Linked DNA regions of Homo sapiens: region 1 is linked to region 2. The links are chromatin contacts, found by Hi-C or POLR2A ChIA-PET in ENCODE. All regions are on one chromosome and are shown on one strand. Each heading gives the region's core, a stretch centred on a gene start or an enhancer-like site at or near the end of the contact. The rest is flanking DNA. Distances are from core to core; before and after follow the strand shown. Region 1 overlaps SOX13 (SRY-box transcription factor 13). Region 2 has its middle 45 kb from the start of SNRPE.

Region 1 (4,554 bases), core at 232-2,731, 200 kb after region 2:
ATGACTCAAGTCAGAAACAACTGCAATCCTGTAAGAGGTGAAGACAGTGGCCATTCTATCTCTGCTGGACCAGAGCCTGTTATTTTGCACCGAGGAGAGTGGCCAGGGCATCAGCTGATAAATGAAAGGATGTGGATTTAGACATCAGCGAGGCCTGAGTTCAAATGCTACTTCTGCTGGGCCCTCAGTAGGACGTTCTAGCCCCCGAGCCTTAGTCTTTGTAGTGTTCTTGTGAGGATTAAGCAGGAATGTGAATGAAGAGCCTTTCACTTAGTGCTTGCAGCCAAGTAAGTGCTGTAGCATTGCATGCTTGCTTTTTGCCTCCCATTCCTTTGGTCAGTATTCAGGGCTATCCCCCAAGGGGCCTTTGACATGGCCAGTCAGCCTCAGCTGCACAATTTCTGCATCTCCCAGCCCTAGGCTGGGCACTGTCCCTGCAGGAAGCCAGATGTGCTCACCTGTCCAGGACACAGGCTTGGCCTTGCCATTGGGAAACAAGGATGAGGCCTACCCCTGCCTTCTAGCACTGTTGGGGTGCAGGAGAACCTGGAGACAGGCTTGGGTTCTAGAGGCAGGAAGGCCTCCAGAGAAGGGCCTCCTAGAGACACTGTTGACCTCTTCTCGGTTTGGGACCTTCTGGAGGCACACATCACACTGGGAGCCTCAATGGCGCTTTCAAGCAGTCCCATCTGTCTCTTTCTCGACCCACTCACTGGGTTGGGAGAAGACTCAGGTGCCTCTGAGGCCTGAGGACCAGGTGGGAACATCACAGCTACAGTCTCTCCCTGGCCACTGTTTTCCTTTGTGCCCTTGGGCCAGGGTCAGCTGAGTCCCGGCAGCCACAGAAGCTCAGGCTGGACTGTGATTCTGTACCTGAGGTGCTGTGGGGAAGTGCCTCTTCTCCCATGCTTGGGAGTTGACCCAGCCTCTGTCTGATGTTGGCCACTCTACCAGGTGAATGCCACCCTGACCAGCCTGGAAACAGCCGAGGGAGTGTTGGCTGTGGCCCCCCTGAGCTGGGCTAGACCAGACCGGCCGTGCCCTGGATCTGATACCCCCCAGGGCTCACAGAGGCTGGAAAGGGTGAGAGGGACTCGCAGGAAAGCTTTGTCCCAAGCCTGCAGCCAGTCCAGCTCCCAGCTCTGAGTAAACATTAGAGATAGGATCGGGTGTAGCCAGGAAGGGTGGCAGGGTGTGGTCTGTGAGAAGAATGGCAGGATGTGGCACCGGGGCACTGTTCTGGGCACCCACGCCTTGGCCTATTGTTTAGGGCAGCCTGAGGTTCTCAGCTCTCTGGGGGCTTTCAGAGGAAGTGGCATTCCCCTGGGACTCAAGCCCTGCCCCACCCCTGCTGCATGGATCTCTTTCCCTGGTGATGCCCCTTGGCACCACCCACTCAGAGCAAGCTTGGGAGTGGGAGCCAGCAGTGGAGGGGGATTAGTGTGTGCCCAGCGGGGAAGTGTAGCCATTGGCCCTCTCAGAGGGTCTGCCTGTCTGTTCAGGCTTCCTGTACCCCAGGGTCTGAGTCACCCGTCATGCTACGATGACTGGAATTTATCTCTATCTTTATCTTCATCTAGATATTTTTTGTAGGGTGGGGGAAGGCTGTCGTTGTGGAGGGAGGAAGGACTGACAGTAAAAACTCCTTTGATTCCAATCCAACAGGGTCAGTTGTTGACTGGTTAGAAGAGGAAGTGGCTGGTGATTTGTTTTGGGCAGAAAGGGGCTAGGTTTGTGTGCGCCTGTGGGTTGGTGGGGTTCAGAGGGGCCGTGACAGGGCTGGTTGTGGGGAGGAGAGAGGAAGAGGATCGGCACCTGCAGCGGGCTTTGTCATATAAGCGCCATGCTTTGAGCCACTGTCCCTCCATGGAGGCGGGTGCCTCTCTATACCTTGTCTCAGGTGCTGGATTTGGGGGCCTCGGGGCCTGGTAGGCACAAGCTGAGACTCAAGGCTCTGCATGTCAAGGGCGAAGATGGCTGGAGCCCTCTCCTTAGAGGTCTTCACTTCTTAAGGATGCTCACTTGGGTGAGATAAGACCACAGAGGAAGAAGAATGGAAGAGGGATTGTGAGGTGGGTTCCTGAGAAGGAAGGGAGGGCAGAGCAGAGATGCCGCTTAGCGCCCCAGCTGGCTGAAGGCCTCTGACTCTGTATAATCTCTTTTTTTTTTGAGACAGAGTCTCCCTCAGTCACCCAGGCTGGAGTGCAGCAGTGCAATCTTGGCTCACTGCAACCTCCGCCTCCTGGGTTTGAGCGATTCTCCTGCCTCAGCCTCCTGAGTAGCTGGGATTACAGGTATGCACCACCATGCCTGGCTAATTTTTGTATTTTTAGTGGAGATGGGGTTTTACCATGTTGGCCAGGCTGGTCTTGAACCCCTGACCTCAGGTGATCAACCCGCCTCAGCCTCCCAAAGTGCTGGGATTACAGATATGAGTCCGGCCATTCTATACAGTCTTGAAGCAGTGCTGCCCCAAAAGCTGCGTGAACTCAACATCTCCTGACCTCAGTTTCTCTGTTTATAAAATGTGTTGAGGTTGGGCAAGAGAGGAAACTGGGCACGCAGGAGCACTTCCATCCAAGCGAGGGGCTGACGGGCTACCCTGTGGACTTGTGGCCTCTGACCAGTACCAAGGCATCAGACTAGGGTGGAAACTGAGGGAGCCCAGTAACTCCTGTATCCTGTGGACCCAGCGTTCTTTGGCTTCTGGGCATTTTGGGACAGTGGAGTTTGAGGTTACTGACCTTAAAACCTCCTGCGGAGCCACATGGAAAATGACTGAAGCAAGGAGCATGCTGTGTAACAAAGGAGTAAAGGAACTTGAGGGATTATTTTAGTTTCTGGAAAGTCTAAAGGGAGACTTAAGGGAGGACTCCAACGGGGTCTTTAAATCCAAAAAGTATGGAAAGTGTTTCTTATCCGACCCAAGGTAAAAAGAAAAGGAAATGGAATCGCTTTGCTGCTGGGGGTATTTAGGTAACTCATAGGAAGAGCTTAGACCCAAGGAAGAGGCAGCAGAGGATAATTGGGTGTGGGAGAAAAACCTGAGAGAGCAGGAGCTGTCTAATAGTCCTAACAGTATCCATCACCTGTTAAGCATCCAGACCTGCTTTGTGCTGTGCTGCTGAACTCTGTCACTCTCTTGTCATTCTAAGAATATTTATCGAGCACTTACTGTGTTTCAGGCACTGTGCTAGGCTCTGGAGCTACAGTGATGAGCAGAAACAGGTATATTTTTGGCTACTGGGTGACTCCAAAATAAATTTTTTTTTTTTTTTTTTGAGAAGGAGTTTTCGCTGTTGTTGCCCAGGCTGGAGTGCAGAGGCGTGATCTCAACTGACTGCAACTTCCACTTCCCAGGTTCAAGCAATTCTCCTGCCTCAGCCTCCCAAGTAGCTGGGATTACACACCTGACTAATTTTGTGTTTTTACTGGAGTCAGGGTTTCACCATGTTGGTCAAGCTGGTCTCAAACTCCTGACCTCAGGCGATCTGCCCACCTTGGCTTCCCAAAGTGCTGGGATTACAGCCGTGAGCCATCGCGCCCAGCGACTCCAAAATAAATTAAGCGTGTAAAGGTATCATTACCAATTGTGATAAATACTTTTAAGGTCAAGTTCAAAGTGCCATGAGAATGTAAAATAGGCACTCTGATAGGGTCTGGTGTTGTTAACAGGAGATTCACCTCTTGATGTTGAGTTTCTTATTCCTATTTTACTGAGGAGGAAATGGGCTCAGAGAAGTTAAGTTACTTGCCCAAGGTTGCACAGCAATGATTGGTCAGAGTTGGGATTCAAATGTACCCAAGTCTGTCTGACCCTAGAGGCTTTTCTCTCAACCACTTGACTCTCAGAGCATCCTGGACTGCGCACAACTTACAGAATAGATATTCACCCTGTATTATCTGATCTTCATGGACACCAGTGAGACATGGGTTATTGTACCCATTGTATGGATGAGGAGACAGGCTAAGGGAGGTTAATTAATTTGACTAGGTTCATACAAGTCAGCCTGTGGCAGGGCAGGAATTTAAACCCAGGTTGTTGGATTCAAACCCTGCGGGTCTTCCAAGTTGTCCCCTGACTCCCTCCAGGACCCTTGTTTTATAGACACAGCTTGCAGGGGTGAAGCAAACTGTGCAGACCCCCAGCTGCAGAGTGACAGAGCAGTGACCACATAATGACCCCTCTCTTTCCATCTCACTGCCTTTCCTCCCTTATCTAGTTGATCATGGGACCGTCGCTCCCCTCCCTGGGATGGTTAGGGTCTGGAGCCTGGTACTGATGCTCTTCACAGAGACACCTGCGTCTCTCTGGGCCATGGCAGGCTGGGGCTTGGTTCCCTCAAGACCAGACAGGGCAGGGAAAGCAGCTGCTCTTCTCAAGCAGGCCTGTGCTTGGGGAGGGGGAGAGGGAGGTAAAAGAGGTACCCAGGGACCCTCTCCCCCAAAGGTGAGACCCAGAGTTGCTCTCCATTGGGGGCGGGGTGGCATTGTGCCTGGGCTGTTGCCTTTTCATGGACAAGTGGGCCCAGAGGATACCAACTAAGGGCCAGT
Region 2 (4,343 bases), core at 1,477-3,976:
TTTCTTTTTTTTTTTTTTTTTGAGACAAGGTTTCACTCTGTCTCCCGGGCTAGAGTGCAATGGCACCATCACAGCTCATTGCAGCCTTGACCTCCCGGGCTCAAGTGATTCTCCCGCCTCAGCCTCCCAAGTAGCTGGGACTGCAGATGCACACCACCAAGCCCAGCTGATTTTTGTATTTTTTGTAGAGGTGGGATCATGCCATGTTGCCCAGACTGGTCTTGAACTACTGAGCTCAAGCAATCCACCTACGCTGGCCTCCCAAAGTGCTGGGATTACAGATGTGAGTCACCGTGCCTGGTCAAGATTTTGTAGTATTTTCTCTTACACGAATAGAAAGATAAATCAATCTTTTCTCTCTTCTTCTTTGAAATTTATTTTCATTACTGATTGTTTAGAAAAGTTTCTTTCATCTTTACAACTTCCTTTTGGTAACACCATGTAATTTCTTAAGATTGTTGTCAAATTTGGTAAAACGTCTACCAAGTTTCTTTCATATATAAACTTTAAGATTTCAAAGTGTTCGGCTGGGCACGGTGGCTCATGCCTGTAATCCCAGGACTTCGGGAGGCTGAGGCGGGTGGATCACGAGGTCAGGAGTTCAAGACCAGCCTGGCCAAGATGGTGAAACCCCATCACTACTAAAACTACAAAAATTAGCCAGGCACAGTGTCAGGTGCCTGTAATCCCAGCTACCGGGAGGCTGAGGCAGAAGAATCACTTGAACCTGGGCGGCAGAGGTTGCAGTGAGCCGAGATCGCGCCACTACACTCTAGCCTGGGTGACAGAGTGAGACTCTGTCTCAGAAAAATAAAAATAAAAAAAGATTTCAGGGTGTTCAAATTTTCTTGTGCAATGACTAATCTCAAATATACTTTGCATTAATAACTCACTAATTTGTCATAGATGTCTTATTTTAGTGAGTACTATGTTGTTATAGTTAACTAAGCGAGAGACTTAAATCTATTTCCAATATGTTTATATGATTCATTTATCTTCATTTATTGGATTTTTTTTTTTAAGAGAGAGTCTCACTGTGTTGCCCCGGCTGGAGTGCAGTACTGTGGCTCACCACAGCCTCCACCTCCCAGATAAAGGTTCTGGCAGATTCAGTTTCTGGTGAGGCGCTCTTCCTAGCTTGCAGATAGCTGTTGCCCCTGTGTACTCACATGGCTTCTCTTCTGTGTTCATGAAGAGAAAGAGATGTCTAGTTTCTTTTCCTCTTATTTATTATTATTATTTTTTGAGACAAAGTCTCGCTCTTGTCCTCCAGGCTGGAGTGCAATGGCGCGATCTCGGCTCACTGCAACCTCCGTCTCCCAGGTTCAAGCGATTCTCCTGCCTCAGCCTCCTGGGTAGCTGCGATTACAGGTGCCTGCCACCATGCCTGGCTAATTTTTGTATTTTTAGTAGAAATGGGGTTTCACCACATTGGCCAGGCTGGCCTTGAACTCCTGACCTCAGGTGATCCACCCGCCTCGGCCTCCCAAAGTGCTGGGATTACAGGCGTGAGCCACTGTGCCCGGCTGAGCAAACCACACCCGGCGTCTTTTCCTCTTATAGGGACACCAGTCCTGTTGGATTTGGGCCCCACTCTTATGATCTCATTTAACCTTAAAAGCCCTATCTCCAAATATAGTCACATTGGTTAGGGCTTCAATATATAAATTTCAGTGGTGGCTGGGGAGGGGAGTAGGGAGAGGTGGTGTGCTGGGAAACACAATTCAGTCCATAACAGTAAGCATTTTAAGCTTAGCATATTACTCACTAAACAAAATCACGGTTCTGTTCCTATAAAAGACTGTTGGTGCCTGGCCCATCCTCCTGCCTCAGCCTCCCAAAGTGCTGGGATTACTGGTGTGAGCCACCACGCCTGGCCTCCTGCTGGTTCCTGGTCATGGTGCTTTGTTTCCTGGTGGTTTTGTGATTTTTTTTTTGTTTTGCTTTGTTGCTGTACTGACTTTTTAAAAAACATTTTCTTTAGAAATTCCTTGAGGCGTGGGATAGATGAGTTCCTCCAAAGGGATATGCTTCTTTTGAGCATCTGAGGGCATCATTGTACTAGGACTATTTTAATCCTAATTCTTGGTTTATGATTTTTTTTTTCTAATATGCGTTAGGTTATACGTGTTTCTGCTGCAAACCTGCATTAGGGCTTGCTTGTGGTTACAGGTTCTTGGAGGAGATAATCTCCCTTTCCTGACTTAGCACCGAATTTTGAGATGAGCAATTATTGCTGTAGTCATCTGGTGGTGATAATTGTGGTGGAGAAATGGATGATTTCTAATGTGCCTTACACTGAGAGAGTAACTCTTTGGGACCCAGTTTTATAGGGGGAAGAGGGAATCTCCTTTTAGATTCCCTATTTTAGATGGGTTTGGGCTTTGATTTCCAACCCACCTGCTGCACAGTACTATTAAACTTGAACCTGAGTTCTTCCAGTTTTGGTAGGTATCCTCTAGATTTCACTTCATTCTTACTTTAATGTATTATATTTCATTGTTTGAAATATTTTTTTCACATTTTAACATCTTTGAAATCAGTGTGTATCTTAAATTGTCTATAATCACTGTCAGCCAGTCAGCCATTACATAAATGTCATTGTTTATGCATGTATGAATATCAAAATTGCAGCATCAAAAATTGCAGAAGGAATGTCAGTGGCTTGGAAGAAAATCTTGAGACTAATAGTGGAGCATTCTTTTAACCCCGAGGCATCGAATGTTAGTGGAGAGGGGATAGCACAGTGAGTCAGACATTTCAGCAACACTCCTAAAATATGAGTCAGAAGTAGGTTAGTGCTACATAATAGCAAAGTCAGGCTTAAGAGCCCAGCATTAATTTTTTTTCATTATGTTAAGGATTGTTTTTTGAAATAATACATTTGTAATGTTCTTGATGGCACAGACAATTGTGTGGAAGAGTCAGATTAAATGTGAGGTAGTTTTAAGCACACCTTAAGCAATTTTTTCACTTACCTTTTAATATATGCTCAAAAGTAATATATGATTAAAAATAAGCTGGATCAGCCTGATGTGGTGGCTCATGCCTGTAATCTCAGCACTTTGGGAGGTTGAGGCAGGAGGATCTCTTGAGCCCAGGAGTTCAAGACCAGCTTGGGCAACATAGCAAGACCCTGTCACTACTAAAGTAAAAAAATTGGCCAGGCACGGTGGCTCACGCCTGTAATCCCAGCACCTTGGGAGGCCGAGGCAGGCCAATCACCTGAGGTCAGGAGTTTGAGACCAGTCTGACCAACATGGAGAAACCCCGTCTCTTCTAAAAATACAAAATTAGCCGAATGTGGTGGCGTATGCCTGTAATCCCAGCTACTCAGGAGGCTGAGGCTGGAGGACTGCTTGAGCCCAGGAGGTCCAGCCTGCAGTGAGCCATGATCACACCACTGCACTCCAGCCTGGGCAACAGAGTGAGACCCTGTCACAAAAAAATAAAATTACAAAAATAAGCTGGGTGCAGTAGCATTTGTCTACAGTCTCAGCTACTCAGGAGGCAGAGGCAGGAGGATTGCTTGAGGACTTCAGAAGTCTTGGGTAACATAGGAAGATCTTATCTTTAAATAAGTAAATAAATAAAAATGAAGGAAAAAATAGATGATTAGCCTACAAGATCTTCCATAAGTGTAAAATAAGTTACAAGAAAAAAGTTATAAGAAAGCATTATGTCATAGTTTGATTACATTTGTTTTCTTTCTTAGTAGTAAAGTAATGGCATATCTTTCAACCAACGATGCCTTAGATGTATAATACATTAAGTCATCTTTACTTTCTTTTTTTTTTCCTTTTTTTTTTTTGAGACAGAGTCTTGCTCTGTTGCCCAGGCTGGAGTGCAGTGACGCCATCTCGGCTCACTGCAAGCTCCGCCTCCCGGCTTCACGCCATTCTCCTGCCTCAGCCTCCCGAGTGGCTGGGACCACAGGAGCCCACCACCACGCCTGGCTAATTTTTTGTATTCTTAGTAGAGATGGCATTTCACCGTGTTAGCCAGGATGGTCTTGATTTCCTGACCTTGTGATCCGCCTGCCTCGGCCTCCCAAATTGCTGGGATTACAGGCATGAGCCACCACGTCCAGCTGTAATCTTTACTTTCTTGTCAGCTTTTGAATGCATTTAAGACTTTTTAAAATCCAGTAATTTTAGTTGATTTTACCAGGTGGTTCAGTCCTGTAGTATCTAGTCTACTATACTAAACAGAAATATTTTTGTAGTACTTTTATAATCAGAAAACATAATATTTCCAAAAAATTGTCTGGTTTAGAAGTGGTCTTTCAGGAGAAAAGAGTAAGACCTATAGTAAGAAAAAACAAGTTTTTTTTCTTTGGGATG

The links. A loop is a pair of places that touch in the nucleus more often than their neighbours do. ChIA-PET counts read pairs that join two places held with the same protein, here RNA polymerase II (POLR2A). Pooled maps may share reads with other maps.
Region 1: a loop to region 2 is called in a pooled map, with 6 times the contacts of the local background. The contact joins two enhancer-like sites. A Hi-C loop is called at or near these places in 2 of 50 pooled maps. POLR2A ChIA-PET finds 5 or more read pairs at or near these places in 7 of 52 experiments (BJ, Caco-2, H1 and 4 more).

Annotation. Positions count from the first base shown.
Region 1 is chr1:204,103,255-204,107,808 of GRCh38, forward strand. All of the region lies in intron 1 of SOX13 (SRY-box transcription factor 13), which reads left to right. Among named protein-coding and RNA genes, the nearest start is that of SOX13, 32 kb to the left of the region's middle. RefSeq lists an enhancer at 3,952-4,554. Within about 2 kb of position 1,482, at least 16 of the 41 ENCODE cell types and tissues checked have a DNase peak (open chromatin) inside an H3K27ac peak, as active enhancers do; they include PC-3, where a contact is called at or near this core.
Region 2 is chr1:203,904,410-203,908,752 of GRCh38, forward strand. No RefSeq gene overlaps it. Among named protein-coding and RNA genes, the nearest start is that of SNRPE, 45 kb to the left of the region's middle. Within about 2 kb of position 2,727, at least 4 of the 41 ENCODE cell types and tissues checked have a DNase peak (open chromatin) inside an H3K27ac peak, as active enhancers do; they include PC-3, where a contact is called at or near this core.